2 separate regions of the Homo sapiens genome follow, and region 2 is linked to region 1. The links are chromatin contacts, found by Hi-C or POLR2A ChIA-PET in ENCODE. All regions are on one chromosome and are shown on one strand. Each heading gives the region's core, a stretch centred on a gene start or an enhancer-like site at or near the end of the contact. The rest is flanking DNA. Distances are from core to core; before and after follow the strand shown. Region 1 has its middle 76 kb from the start of OPA1-AS1. Region 2 overlaps LINC00887 (long intergenic non-protein coding RNA 887).

Region 1 (7,736 bases), core at 1,400-3,899:
AATTTCCCTCTCAACTGAAGGAATGAACCTAACCATTTTTCTGCTCCTTTAGTTTGTGTTCTATTTTTGTTATTAATCTCTCTTTCCATACATCTTAACGCAGAAACAGCTTTCTGTGTTAGTTTGCGTCACTAAGAAAATACAATGCTTACTTATTTCTCATTTTAAGAAATATATTTGTCTAGAGGGTTTAAGAATTCCCACATGTGCCATAATGCTCCAGGTGGTACACAGCCACTCCCCTTGCATACCTAATGTATATAATTTTTTTCTACAATCAATTCATATATATATATAGTAAAAAAATCAGAAATCACCTCAAGGACACAGTACACACCCAGTGACAATAACATGCCTGCCTCCCCGCTGCCGGGAGCAACACCACAGTAGCAGGAGGTGCCTGATGTGTGTTGAGAGGAAGGATGCAGAGAGATATGTGTAAGTTTGCAGCCATTCCAGAAATATTAACACATCCTAACTAAGGGCCTATTATAAAGGTCTGAGCAGGACTCAGAACACTACAAAGTAGACTAAAACTGGCCAGCAGCATTTTGGGATCCATGGAGAAACTCCACTGAATTCTTTTTGAACGGTCAATATCCTATCTTGCCAAGGATTGGTCCCATGAAACATTTTTGGTTTCCCTTTAAAATTTTGAAACTAAGAAGAAAACTTGAATCCAGAGCAAAGAAACCAGTATACCTTGTGTTTTGCACCCATTATCACAGAAAGTATTGTTTCCATTTTATAGATGAGAAAATCAGCTCAGGTTTTGCACAAGGTTATTCTAGTTGAATAGCAAAGTTGAAACTTGAAAACAAGTATGATTACAAGCCTATGCACTTTCCAAAATATGCTCCCTTTCAGAAATACTTTTCGGAAAGTAAACATTTATGATATTAGGAGCACATTAGGGCACATGATATACCTAGAAAGTACAAAATGACCTAACTCATAACAAAAATGGCCTATGATAGTCTTTACTAATTACATGAGGCTATTGTTGCATTGCAAGAATGGAACTATCAGCAGAGATGTGTGGCTGCCTGTGAGACCTTAGTGGACAAGAAGATGAGATTCAGTAGGTTCTAATTTCATGTTAACGCCAGGCCTTAAGTTTTAGGTGTAAAAAACAAGTGCTTTGCAATTCTCAACATGTTAATAATGTTAATTCTCTCATTTTATCCTGTGCAGATTCTGTCAATCTTTTTTAGTTAGTCCAAGTATTAAAATATGGAATTGCTCTTTCCTCAGTTTTTAAAAACTTGATTGAATATTTTCTTTTTCCAAATTACTATTTTTTTTTTTTTTGAGACAGGGTTTCTCACTGTCCCTCATGCTGGAGTGCAGTGACACAATCACAGCTCACTGCAACCTCGACCTCCTGGGCTCAAGTGATCCTCCCACCTCAACCTCTCGAGTAGGTGGGACTACAGGGACACACCACCATGCCTAGCTAATCTTTTTTTTAATTTTTAGTAGAGATGAGATCTCAATATGTTGCCAAACTGATCTCAAAATTCTGAGTTCAGGCAAGCCTCCTACCTCAGCCTTCCGGAGTGCTGGGATTATAAGCGTGAGCCACCTAGCCTGGCCCAAATTACTACTTTTGAGTGTCTTTCTGCGCCCCACCCCCAATAAAATTATTTTGAAGGAAAAGCTATTAGCAGAATTCTTTAAAATTTCTACTAAACTTATATTCCAGGTATCTCATGTACATTCTTTAATTTTCTTGCCTTGAGATATGTCTGGTTTCCCAAGACTATTAGGACCGAAAGACAGATTTTCATGCCAAAATCTGTATGAGTTATCTTTACCCGTATCAGAACATCTCTAATATGAATGCTTAATTGAACATGCCTGCCATTTGCTGCCTCTGCCATTTCATAGGCTGTTGGTACCATCACAAAGCCACTCCCACTTTCATACATTCAGATTTCTCAAAACATCTGAGACATTCACATTCTTGCTAATTATACTCATTGCTCTGGTCATAGCTGAATCAAGATTCTGAGAGTGTAATTTTGTTCGCGTCAAAAGCATTGTTTTCTTATCCTGTTGGTGGAGTGAGGCATTTGGACCTGGATGCTCTCCCCATTGGGCGCCCCCCGTTGGTACGTTTCGCCAGCTGTGTACTCTATGATTGGCTGGCCTTTTGATGTGCAGGTACTACAAGTTGGTCACAAACTTGTGTACAATGGGCCTGTTCTGGTTCATGTGAAAATCAACATCCTTTTTTGTGTTACCGGGTGACAGGATGCTACAATACTATTAGCATTTGCAAAGAGTGTGCTCTGTCCAAGGGTGTAACCACAGGTCGTGTGCTGCTCACTTTGTGTTTCTCTATTATGTGAGAGACACAAAGAAGCTGAGGGCTCGCAAAGGCCTGTCAAATCTTGTAATGTGGCGCTCGACCCCCAAACTCCACTTGGCCTCCAAGCATCTCTTGTTCCCTGTCCCACCCCTTTCTCTGAATGGGCTCTGAGGTAGGTAAATGAATTCAGGGGCCTGGTAGGCGGGGGATTCCTTTCTGGCCTCATTCCTGTACCATTTGTTTGCAGGCTTGTAGGGGGAGAGGAGGACATTTTGGAATCCTTTGTGTCAAATCATTTTCTTGCAGGTTGGGGAGTTAATGGTAACTTTGTCTGAAGCCAGCCAAGCAGAAAGCCTCCACGGATGAGGCGTGGTATGCTCAACCTCCTCAAAAACCACAAGATGAGAATGTGGAAATGGGGAACTTTCTAGAGCAGATGAGTATGGGACAAGTCTGCATGTGCCACATCTAATGGGAAGCTTAAACCTTCCTGTGTATTTAGGCATACAGTAGTTCATTTTAAGAGGGTTTTCCTCTTTCTGAATCATCATGGTGTTTTTATTGATACCTGTAGTTTGGATAATCTTTTGTGCAGCCAATATTTATATATTCTGCACCATTTTGAAAGCCTTCTACTACCTGGTTACCTGTATGTATCGTGTGATTTCAAGAAGTTTTACCATGTTTTTGTCCTCGGATTTACTTTGTTTACCTAAAAAATGAACTATTGTTTTAGAACAGTGATAACTCTTACTTTGAAAAAAAAAAAAAAAGAGAGAGACCCAGAGAAAAGCAATTTGCTCAATTAATGTTACAGCTAGAAACTGTTCCCTGATTCCTAGGCAAGTACTATGTGTTTCATGAAGATTTAGACCCAGGGCCACAGGTTCAATACTTCCAAAGCCAGTCGTTTTGTGAAAGAAGTTGGGGATCTATTTATGTGAAACTTCCCTATTTTTAAATGTTAGCAGCTAATTTTGAAAATCTTAAATACTTGTGTGAGTCCAAGAGAAACATCTGCAAATAGCATGCTTCCCACTCGTGAGTCACTATTTGAAACCTCTGATTTCAACTATAGCTTTCTGCTCATTTCTGGCCTCGGTGCATTTGGGTGATAATAGTACCAAGGCCTTCTGAAAATAACATGATTTCTGGTCATTTTTAGAGATGCAGAGTTTTTTGTTGTTTCTGCTTTATTATGAGGCTGGACTGGAGGGAAATTCTCATTTATTAAATGCCTGCTGTATCCCAGGTACTTTAAACACATTATCTTGCTTATTCTTACAACTTCCTAAGGCAGGCATTGTCGTTTACCAACAGGCTAACTCTGGCTCAGAGAGGTTGCCTCAAGTTCCACCGCTGGCTGGTTGACAAAGTCTTTATGGGATCCCATGTAGGTTTGACTGCAGAGCTTAGAAAAAGAGCAGGTACAGAATGGGCTGGAAGAGTACTAATAGCTTTCTTCCCTTACCCGTTCAACCATCGTAAGGAGGCAGTTCCTTTTCATATCATGAGCTGGTTGGCAAAAAAGCGTTACTCTATTCTGGGTACTCTGGATATAGTTACCTAGAAATAAGGCAAGTGAAGGTTTAAAATATTCAGGAATCCCAGCATCTAGAAATAAGTTGGCCTCTTCTGTGAACCCTATAAAGATGCTCCTTGACTTAGGATGGAGTTACATCCCAATAAACTCATCATAATTTGAAAATATTCTAAGTCTAAAATGCATTTTAATACACCTCACCTGCTGAACATCACATCTTAGCCTGGCCTACCTTAAACATGCTCAGAACACTTACATTAGCCTGCAGTTGGGCAAAGTCATCTAACACAGGGCCTATTTTATAATAAAGTGTTGAATGTCTTGTAATGTGCTGAATACCGGCCTGAAAGTGGAAAACAGAACAGTTTTCTGAGTACTTGAAGTACAGTTTCTACTGAATGCATATAGCTTTCGTGCCACCATAAAGTTGAAAAGTTATCAATCAAACCATTGTAAGTCGAGGACTGTCTGTGTATCTGTAAACTCCACTGTGTTTCATTCACAGCCATCCTCCTTGAAAGAGAAGTCCTCCCCATTCCTTCTTCAGCCCCCTCAAAGCCAGTGTTTTCTTTTACCATCTGGGCCCTTGCACCATATCCTCACCACCACCACTGCCACTTTGCCATCTGCCCCTCAGCAAGGCCACCAGTGACCTCCATTTGGCTAATTGCCCTCAATACATTTATTATTTGGCTTGGTCCCTTAAGGTTATTTAATATTTTGTGATAACCTTTCATTCTCCCTCTCCTCCCTCTGGGACATTTAGAACTTTGTAACATACATTCACTCGCCCTCTCTCTCTCTCTCTAACCTCTTATTTCTTTGGCTTCTGTGCCACTACTTTCTCCTGGTTTCCCTTCTAATAACAAAATGCCTATTGGTTTTCAGTGCTGCTCACAGGCCTGCCTGAGTGTTGTCGTTCCCTGAACACTCTGCGTTTCTTGACCCTACTTCTCCCTGGCTGATCAGCTCCCCCTGCTGTATCTGCTCCTGGCTCTCAACTCGAGCTCCATCCTGTTCCTCTCTCCATGCTTCACAAACCCATATCGCCAACTATACCTGCATGTCCCACAGGCACTTCACACTTAACCTATCCAAAATGCAACCAATTCTTTCTCCAGTAAACCTGTCTCTTCTCCAGATTCCACTATTTTTGTGACAGACACTGTGATATACCTAGTTGCACAAGACAAAAACCTGGGACCCTCTCCCCAGTGCAACCAACAAATCCAATCACCACTTTTTTTTTTTTTTGAGACAGAGTCTCACTCAGTTGCCCAGGCTGGAGTGCAGTGGCACGATCTCAGCTCACTGCAACCTCCGCCTCCCAGGTTCAAGCGATTCTCCTGCCTTAGTGTCCGGAGTAGCTGGGACTACAGGTGTGCACCACTACGCCCAGCTAATTTTTTTTTTTTTTTTTTTTTTTGGTATTTTTAGTAGAGACAGGGTTTCACCACGTTGGCCAGGCTGGTCTCGAACTCCTGATCTCAGGCTATCCACCCACCTCGGCCTCCCAGAGCACTGGGATTACAAGCGTAAGTCACCACGCCCGACCCACCAGTTTAATATATTTGTACCCCTCCACTCTTTCCCATCCTGTCTGCACAGATCAGGTGGCCCCCCATGTCTCACCTTTGTTGTTGCCATGGGCCTTCATTTTCATCTCCTGTTCATCCCCCACACTCCTGCCAGAATGAAATATCTAAAATGGGAACATGATCATTTGATGAAAATCTGTCTCCAGGTAGCTTTATTTCTCCATTGATAAAATAAGAGGGTTTGGTTGGATGTTCATTCAGCGTTCTTCTAATGCTGACATTTGTGAAAACTTTAATTCTGTTTTATATAAAACTGCCCTTAATTGGCATAGAGCTTTTTTATCTCATTTAATCTTTAAAATATGTCCACAAGGTAAATAAGATATTCGTTGTGATGGAATAAATCGAACTGATTATTGTATTATTTTAAACATTTAATTAAATAGTTTGATTCTGGCACTAAACTTCTGAAGTATTTATTACAGAGCTTTACTAAAGATATAAAACACTTCCAGGGGAAAATCTTTGCCTTTTTTGGCATCTGGAGAGTTTCTCCATGAGGAAATTGCCTTCTTAGATGCCAGTGCTTACTCTGCACCAGCAGTTGGTAGAGTGTGGTCTTTGGGTCCCTGGGGGTCCTGAAGATTATTTCCATGGTCCACAAGGTCACCATGATTTTGATAATAATACTAATATTTGCCCTTTTCACTGTGCTGACATTCACTGGTTGTAGAAAAACCACAGCACACCACACTGGAGCCTCGGCATGAATCAAGGCAACGGCACTGCCGGTCCTAACAGGCACTATGTCATCTTCACTGCCGTGCACTCCCCTTTTTTCCAAAAAAAACACAGAAGCCTGGTACACAGAAAACATGTGCATATAAAGGATATTGGTGATCTTGAGGAAAAGTACTTGTATAATTGTTTAATTGGTGACGTAAATTACCACTTTTTTTTCAAGGAACACCATTTTGCTTAAAAGAATCACTGACAAACTACATAAGTCAGACTTGGTCACCTGGCAGCCATTTTCTCAAACTAAGCGGAGTGAGCCAGCCACTTCAAGGAAAACCACTTCTGTGCATTTATTGCCAATGATACAAATTACACATCTAAGCAAAAATGAACATTTTGAAAAACTTATATTGAGCTTGTCATTGAGCTTGACAGCTTTTCAGTGTATGTATTTCTGATGAGATAATGATATTAGTGGATGTGATTTTTGGATATTGTAAAGTGCGAAGTGTCAACAGTTGGAGGATCTGCATAACCGTGGGAACTGGTATTTCTCGAATGGTTAATGCGTTGTGGTAACAAATCAGGCATGGGTAAAGATGCCTACAAAATGGGAGCTGGACCAGAGGAGTTTAGGTCACAGAATATGGAGAAGTTCATTGATATGGTTTCGGATGCCACATTACAACTAACCTTTTTTAAGTGTGGGTGCAGTATCAGAGAAGACTCACAATTACCTGAAATGGCTCTTACATTCTTCTCTTTTTCAATTCCGTAACTGTGTGAGGCCAGGTTTTCTATATCTGTGTCAGCCAAAACAGCATATCACAATAGATTGAATGCAGAAGCAGGTAAGATAATCCGGTTATCTGCTATCAAGCCAGACATTAAAAAGAATTGCAAAAATGAAAGATGGTACTACTCTTGTTGCTATATTTGTTTTTCATCAGAAATGTTATTTATGTTAACATGTAATTGTTTTATTTTTTAAATAAATTGAGTAATATTTCTCAGTTATAATTTCTTTTTTCTTTTTCTTTTTTTTTCTTTTTTTTTTTTTTTTGAGACAGAGTTTCACTCTTGTCACCCACCCAGGCTGGAGTGCAGGGGCATGATCTTGGCTCACTGCAATCTCCACCTCCCAGGTTCAAGTGATTCTCCTGCCTCAGCCTCCCCAGTAGCTGGGACTACAGGCGCATGCCACCACACCCGGCTAACTTTTGTATTTTTAGTAGAGATGGGGTTTCACCATGTTGGCCAGGCTGTTCCCGAACTCCTGACCTCAAGTGATCCACCCGCCCCTGCCTCCCAAAGTGCTGGGGTTACAGGCATGAGCCACTGCACCCAGCCAGTTCTAATTTCTAATATAATAAATATCAACAGACATAACCTACACAAAAACTCCTGGGGTACTCAATAATTCTCAAGACATTAAACATTTGTCAATCACTGCTTTGTACTATGAGGCTTAGCTATAGGATCAGACCCTTTGTTTAAAATATCTGAAGCTCTGCACCATCCATGAAAATTACCTGTTGGCTTCTTTACCTGAAATCGGGATATATTTTATGTCAATGGCAAGTGCCAGAAGCCAGGCCAGCAA
Region 2 (7,736 bases), core at 3,823-6,322, 600 kb after region 1:
GAGAAAGTAGGGAAGGCTTCCCTAAGGAGGAAGCATTGGGAATGGCTCCTTGCTTTTAGGGACCCTGTCTGGGACTGTAACCACAGCTTCCTGAATGGTCTCCAGCTCCCACACTTCAAGCAAGAGGATAAGTAAAGTTCTAACAGTGTGCTGGGGGACAGCCCTTACCACCACCACAGCCCGCCAGCCCACCCCCGCCAGGCCTGGAGCTCTTCAGCAGGAGTGGGGAATAGCCATTCTGATTAAAAGTGACAGCCAGACCTCTGCAAGATGTCAACAAGGACCCTCCAACAACTAGTAATAAAGGAACACATTCATTTACTAAGCACTGACATTTTGAAGGGTAAATTCTGGTGAACGACACCCACTCATCCCTCTGACTCCTACTCTTAGCTAATGACCCTGACAGTCAAGTTGCTTTTGTACCTGCTGTTCCTTCTGCCTAGAGCACCTTCCTCCTCTTTAAGGACAGGCAATATAGACACCAATTCATCCAGGAAGCCCTCCTGATAACCCCCAACTAAGGGAACGTCGACATCCACCACTTCATTCATTCAGCTAAAGCTTACTGAGCACACACCATGTGGCAGACACGAGGGACACAGTGGTGAACAAAACAGACAAAATATACTGCCCTCGCGGAGCTTATATTCTAGTGCATGGAAATGAACAATAAGCAAAATAAACAAGGGAAACACATAGTGTATTAAGATAGAGGAGAATCGGTGGGGGCGGCCCACCCTGGCAGGAAAGTATATTGATAACAGAATTTAGAATTGCTGGTGTGCGGGGCTCATAAAGAGCAAACCCACTTTGAGTTTATTTCACGATTATTTTCAAATTCTCTACAGATGACGCACCTCCTTAGGTCCTGCTCCCAGTCACCATTGAATCAGAATGCCACTGGATTAAAGAGTGACAGGTCAAAGGGAGGAAGCAGAGCAAGGATGGAGAAGGAGGAATGGGTGTTGAACGGGCTGCAATTTTAAATAGGATGGTTAGGGAGGGAGCCGTCACTAAGGTGACAACGTGAGTAAAGATCTTGGAGGGAGGCCGGGCGCGGTGGTTCACACCTGTAATCCCAGCGCTTAGGGAGGCCGAGGCGGGCGGATCACGAGGTCAGGAGATCAAGACCATCCTGGCCAACATGGTGAAACCCCGTCTCTACTGAAAATACAAAAAAAATGAGCTGGGTATGGTGGCTGGTGCGTGTAGTCCCAGCTACTCGGGAGGCTGAGGCAGGAGAATGACGTGAACCTGGGAGGCAGAGCTTGCAGTGAGCAGAGATTGCACCACTGCGCTCCAGCCTGGGCGACAGAGCGAGACTCCGTCTCAAAAAAAAAAGGTCTTGGAGGGAAAGAGTTCCAAGCAGAAGAAACAGTAAGTGCAAACATTGTGAGGCAGGAGAGAGTAAGCACAGAGGAGAGCAGTGAGAGAACCAGAGAGAACAGGGACATGGACCACATGGTCCTTTGGAATGAATGTGGCTGACAGAGTGAGACGGGAGGGAAAAGATGGGATCTGACTTACTTTTTGAAAGGATTACTCTGGAAGCTGTGTGCAGAAGAGTCTGAAGGCAGGGTTGGAACTTACTGGGAAATGACGAGAACAGGGAGAGCCAGCTAGGAGACTCACCGGACTCCAGCCAAGAGCCAAAGGTGGGTTGGACAAGGGGAGGGCAATAGTGGTGACGAGAAGTGTCTGATTTGGAAACGATGCCTCAGTCGAAGGGAGATAGGAACCTAAGAATCAAAGGGGACACAAAGGATTTTTGGACTCGCCATTGGCTGAGATGGGAAATCTGTGGGCAAGAAGGGGTCTGTGTGTGGGCGGGGTGGGCAGGAGCTCAGCTCAGGATGAAATGTCTGTTACCTGCCAAGCAGGATGTCTTAGAGGCAGTGGATTCTCAGCATACACAACTCTGAGAGTCAGCAGAGAAGTCTAATTTAAAGATGAGTGATGGAGAGTTCCAAGGATTGAGCCTTGATGTTCTTTGTCATTCCTTCGCAGGAATCTGAAGAGAAGATGGCAAAAGAGTCTGAGAGGCAGTGGCCAGAAGGAGAAGGAAAGCAGGTGGATGTGAAGAAAGTGTTCAACGTGGAGGGAGGAACCAGCCATGTCAAATGATGCTGACAGCCAGGCAAGATGAGGACCAAGAAATGTCCACTGCATTTAGCAAAATGAGGACATTGGTGACCTTGACAAGAACAGTGTCAGGGATGACAGTGTGATTGGGGTGGATTCAAGGGAGAATGGGAGGAGAGAATTTGGAGATGATGAGTCCAGACAATCATTTTGGAAGTGGTAAGAACTGGGGCCATTCTCCTGGGGGAGGAAGTGGGGTCAAGACAAGGTATCTTTACATGGGAGAGATGGCAACATGGTAGCATGCTGCTAGGAGAGACCCCATAGAGAGGGAAAGATTGATGGTGCAAGGGACAGAAGGGAGACACTGGAGCGATGTCCTTGAGCAGCCAGGAGGGCATGGGATGAATGTTGCAGGGGGAGGGGCTGGCCTGAGCCATGGCGTGAAAAGTTCATCCACAGAACAGGAGAGGGACAGACACAAAACGCGGGCATGCGGTGAGGCAGCGGGTGAGGTGGGGACAGATGCTCGTGAGCATCTCTTCTGATTGCTTTTATCTTCTTCGTGAAGTAGGAAGCTGAGGCATCACCCGAGAAGAAGGCTCAGCGAGTCCGTGTAAGGCAAGCGGGACTGTAAGCTCCATGAGGACAGGAACCTTGTCTCTTGTTCGCCATCGCCCCGCTGTGTGAGCACAGTGCTAGGGATGTACTAGGTGTTCAAAAGGCATATATTGGATGATGAGCTAATGAATGGCAAAATGGGCAGATTATCACAGTACCTGAAACCACAGGACCTCACCCTAAATGGGCACAGGCCAGATGCCCAGTGCTTTTTTTTTTTTTTTTTTTTTGAGATGTGGTCTCACTCTGTTGCTCAGCCTGGAGTGCAGTGGCGCAATCACCAACCACTGCAGCCTCGACTTCCTGGGTTCAGGCAATCCTCCCACCTCAGCTTCCTGAGCAGCTGGGACTACAGGTGTGCACCACCACACCCAGCTAATTTTTGTACTTTTTGTAGAGACAGGGCTTTGCCATGTTGCCCAGGCTGTTATCGAATTCCTGTGCTCAAGTGATCCACCCACCTCCACCTCCAAAAATGCTGGGATTACAGGCGTGAGCCACCATGCCTAGCCTGCCCGGTGCTATTCTGATTCATACACTTATATTTATAGCCATCAAATCTCAGGGCTTCCTTGGGTCCCTGGGCGACCTCTGGCCAGTCTCTTTCCTGCTCTTGCCTCTCTCACCGAGCTTAGAAGAGGCTAGGCTTAGGGCTTCTTGTAAAATGACCAGCTTTCTCTAATTGAAGACCAGGGTACCCTATCACATTTGTATCTATTCTTTGCTCTTTTTCTCTTTCCTAGTGACCCTCATGTTGTCATATTTGTTGCCAAGCTCACTAAGGAGGGCACCACGGGACCAGGGTTGTCACCTCTAGGCAGAGGGGAAGCTTGAAAATGACAACACATGGCCCTAGGATGTTCATAGGCACCATCACAATTCAACTGCTTCCTCAAGGCCCAGGGAATATTTTTCTTTGCAAACTACTAGTATTCTATCAGTATGACTAGTAGTTTAAATTGTTTGGAATCTTCTGGTCCAAGGCAGAGCTGTGGGGCTGTGGAGGCAAAGTCCTGCCTGAAATGGGACCCCCTGCAGGGTGCCTGAAGTCTAAGGGTCTGGGTCCTCAGCCACGGATCACACAGCCTGGAGCCTGTGAGTGGGGAGCCCCTGCCACACTTCCCTCAGCCAGAATCCTAAACCCGCAGGAGTCCCGGGGCTCTGCGACACTCTCTAGCCCAACTCTCTTCAACACCAAACCCCTTATGCATCTGTCAGATGGTCCTTCAACTTCTGGGTGAAGTGCCGGTTTAAAAGTGAACTGCCAGAGAAGCAGTCGCTCCAGATGTCTTCAAAGGCCAGTGTCTGTAACCCCATCTGTTCTTACCTCAAAGGCCAGGCTCCCATCCATCATGATGGGGAGAGGTGGGAAAGGGCTGGCTGGTCCTGTCAACTCCGATAAACAGGTGAAACACTGGCCAGGTGTTCCTGGAACTGGGATCTCCCCTTTTCTCTCCCATGCTGAGCTGCTTCTTGGAAACATTCGCAAGAGGGTGACAGTCTTCCCTCCAGATCCCTTCTTCGTCCCCAGGGCACCAGAATAGCAGCTGACAGCCCCAGCACAAGTCCTTGGATTCTTTGTCATGTTTAAGAGGAGGCTGGCGGGTGGAAGATGGGAGAGGAATCCAATTATTTAGTCAATAAACATGTATTGAGAAGCCAGTGTGTGCCCGGCACCCTTCAAGATGCTTGGGATATCTGAGTGAATGAAACCCACAGGATCTGCTGCCTGTGGGGCTTGCATTCTAGTGAGGGGAAAGGTCAGAGTTCAGGCAGAGTCTTCCTGACACAACGGGCTTCCCTTCCCCCAGGGCAAGAGGGATCCAGCCAGGCTCCTGCTGGGCCAGTGGATCAGTCCCCGATCCACTCCCAGAGCAAGCAGCCGCAGTCAGCAGAGACCCCACCCTCCAGATCTGCCAAGCACATCGGCTGACTCCAGCCCCCAGAGCCACAGAGCCACTCAGCAATCAAGGAGAGTAGCTCCCAGCCACGGTTGGTGGCAACCCCAGGGCCCGCTGTGGGGGATGCTGTGGGTCCACTCCCTGCCACCTGCTTCCTGCCTGTGTAGCCACAAGGGAAATACCACCTTCTGAGAAGGGGGAGCCTGTCACCCAGATAAGCAGGTTTTGTGGGCCGCTTCCACAGGAAAACATGCTTTCTAAGAAGCCAGTCTCCTTCCTCTCGTTGTTTTCCTGGCAAGCAGAAGCAGCGTGAACACCTGCAGATCGCAGCGAGATGAGGTGGATTAAAGTAAACTCTCCTTACTGTTAAAACGCCCAGCATCCCCTCAAATGCTGGGGGTGGCTTCCCAAATATAATCTTTTTAGAGAAAAAAAAATGCCCACATCTACCACTGTTTGCAAGCAATTCAGACAACTTAGGTGTGTCTTCTCCCTGTTGCGGGCAATGAAAAAGAGGCTGCTGACATCTGTTTCCTTTAAGAAACTTGTAAAAAAATCCTCATGCAGATGCGCACGGTTGCTTGGCTATGAGCAAAGCAGCATGCCGTTCCTGACCATCCATGGGCCCCTCCTAACCTGAGCACTTGCTGGGGCCAGAAGACCCCTGCCCCAGGAGCTGGCAAGGGGGTACATGGTTCGAGGGTGGGTTTCTAGCTCCTAGGGTGGACCTTTGACCCAACCAACTCCTAATCAGCAAAAGCCAAACGAGACAAAACCACTGTGGGGAAACTTCTCCCTTTTTAAGCCCCAGCTTGTATAAATTAATTCTTTGTATACAACCATGAAAGGAGATCTGAGGTGAAACACAAGTCACCCCAATGGTGTAATGAACTTTCTGAAGCTTAAAAAAAGTCATCAAAACACGGAGGCAGTTGGGTGAGACATTTCCTCCAATGCAAAATCAGTTTCTACATCAATGATTCTCAGAATGGGGTAAGGTGGCAGGGGAGAGAGTATAATGAGTTTAGTGGCTTTTTCAAACTACCTGTGTGCCACTCCCATCCTCAATTCTAGAGATTCTGGCACACGCCCCAGGAAGCCTCTCCTGACCGAGAACTCCCGTCATGGTGAGTTCTTCTTACTCAGTGGTTCTTAAAGATGAGCTTGCACCAGAAGCACCTGCAGGGCCCGGTAAAGCCCAAACCGCTTGTTCCCACCCCCAGTTTCTGATTCAGTAATCCTGGGGTGGGGTCCAGAATTTGCATTTCTAACAAGTTCCTAGGCGATGCTGTTGCTGGTACCAGGGACTGCACCAAAAATCCTCCAGGTGTTTTGAGGCAGAAGATAATTAAGAACAACTGGGTTGAAAAGAAATTATTTGCTGTGTATTGCAAAAGAACAAAATCAAACCTCTTTGTAGCACCTCTTGATGCTGATGGCATGGCGGTACACTGAAGTATTGTGGGGGAAATGGCTGAGACCCCAAGGCTAGAGATAAACACATGACCCAGATTGTAGCTCCATCCCCCCCACTTGCAGATCTCGGACAGGCCAGAGAGTCCCCGCTGTGAGATAAAGTTTGGGGTTGTCAGCTGCTCATTTAGCTAGAGCACCGATGAAAGGAGAATAGGGCATGGATTCCATCTCCACATGGGTCAGGAAGCTTGTCCTGTCCTGTGGCTGTGGGCAGTGGCTTATCAGGGGTCGATCCTCAGGCCACTGAGCAGAAGAATGCAAGGGCAGCCACCCCTCACCAATGAGGCTACTCAGTGCCCACGCTCGACCCACCCCAGCTATGGCAGAAACTTTCCACCCAGAAGGAAAGGCCCCATTATTAGAATTCAGAAGGGACTTTGTGGCAACCAAACTTACAGCGTATATGCCAACGTCATGCCACACCCCAAAGGTCAGTGATGGTGCCAGTCATGATCTAGAAAGAAACTGGGCCTGCGGTTCCAGGGAAGAAAACCCACAGTCTGGGAAAAGTAGAATTTGAGAATTAACTTTGATTTCCTATTAATTCTTATCCCACATGGGATTACACTGTCTGGTAATTATAAGTGTGGGGTGGGGAAATCGATTCCTGTACTTCCTCCATAGAAGGGAACTTGTTTGTCAGAACTTCCAGGGCCTAGCACAGCCCTGGAACACACTAGGTCCTCAGTTAATGATAAATCTTTTACAGTCAGTGCCTCCCAGAGGGGAGAAAATACCATCAAAAGTCAGGACTTTGGGAGCCTGGGAACCTAGTGTTCATCTTAGAGAAGCTCAATGCCGTCTAGCACGGAATTCTGCAGCCGTGGAGCAAAGATTCCTTCCCCTAATTCTGTTGGCTTGCCTGGCTCTGCTCCTGAATATTTAATTGGAGTAATTAAGCCTATCACCAACAGGCTGTCAGTCCCAGCATTCAAAAACTCTCCTGTTGTTCTTCCAAAGAGTTAATGATCTTCAGGCCTTGAAAAGATCCTGCATTTTTGGCTGGTTATCAAAATCAACTAGAGAAGAGCTGATTTCAGGATGCTGACAGCCTTGCTCTCTTGCTCTGTGGTGGGGGCTGTGCTGGGCTAGGGGAAGAGGACTTGCATTCATACCCACAGACATTCCCACACACACACACATACGTGCACATCAACACCAACACCAAAACTTAGGTGTTCACTGATTTCATGAGGCGATTCATTTTCTGCTGGGTGGGGTGGGGTAGTGGTGTGGTGCAGCGTTAATGATTCCTGAGACATGTCCTGTCTTGTATGTTTATACCTCTGCAGTTAGCCTTTCTTCTTTTTTGCCCCCGATCCTACTCAAAGTACCCTTAAGTATGGAATGCATGATGAACAGGCCAGATGATTCTATCAGTTCTCTTGGAGTTTCCTATATTCTATTCTACCCCTCAAGATCACTTTCACTTCCCAGACTAGTCATTACGATGCCCTAAATGCTGGTTAAGGGTCATGACAAAAAAAAAAAAAATCCAGCTGAAAACTACTTGGCCATTTTGCATAAAACTGGGGTCAACCCACTGGTCTGTTGTATCACTTGACAGGAGCCCCTTAGGAAATCTCTTTTAGAGCTCAAAAGCCAGGTGAATTTTATCTCTCCTAAGAAATCCACTTACTTTTCCCTGTTTTA

Evidence for each region. Hi-C counts contacts between places; a loop is a spot of excess contacts on that map. ChIA-PET counts read pairs that join two places held with the same protein, here RNA polymerase II (POLR2A). Pooled maps may share reads with other maps.
Region 2: a pooled map shows a loop between it and region 1 (2.3-fold over the local background). The contact joins two enhancer-like sites. A Hi-C loop is called at or near these places in 2 of 50 pooled maps. POLR2A ChIA-PET finds 5 or more read pairs at or near these places in 3 of 52 experiments (H1, OCI-LY7 and activated B cell).

What each region holds. Positions count from the first base shown.
Region 1 is chr3:193,699,807-193,707,542 of GRCh38, forward strand. No RefSeq gene overlaps it. Among named protein-coding and RNA genes, the nearest start is that of OPA1-AS1, 76 kb to the left of the region's middle. RefSeq lists an enhancer at 2,326-2,385. Within about 2 kb of position 2,650, at least 2 of the 41 ENCODE cell types and tissues checked have a DNase peak (open chromatin) inside an H3K27ac peak, as active enhancers do.
Region 2 is chr3:194,301,724-194,309,459 of GRCh38, forward strand. It overlaps LINC00887 (long intergenic non-protein coding RNA 887), which reads right to left. Exons shown (of 3, transcript NR_024480.1): 2 at 4,034-4,304; 3 at 1-2,014. Among named protein-coding and RNA genes, the nearest start is that of LINC00887, 7.2 kb to the right of the region's middle. RefSeq lists enhancers at 5,189-5,428, 5,939-6,088, 7,642-7,691. Within about 2 kb of position 5,073, at least 5 of the 41 ENCODE cell types and tissues checked have a DNase peak (open chromatin) inside an H3K27ac peak, as active enhancers do.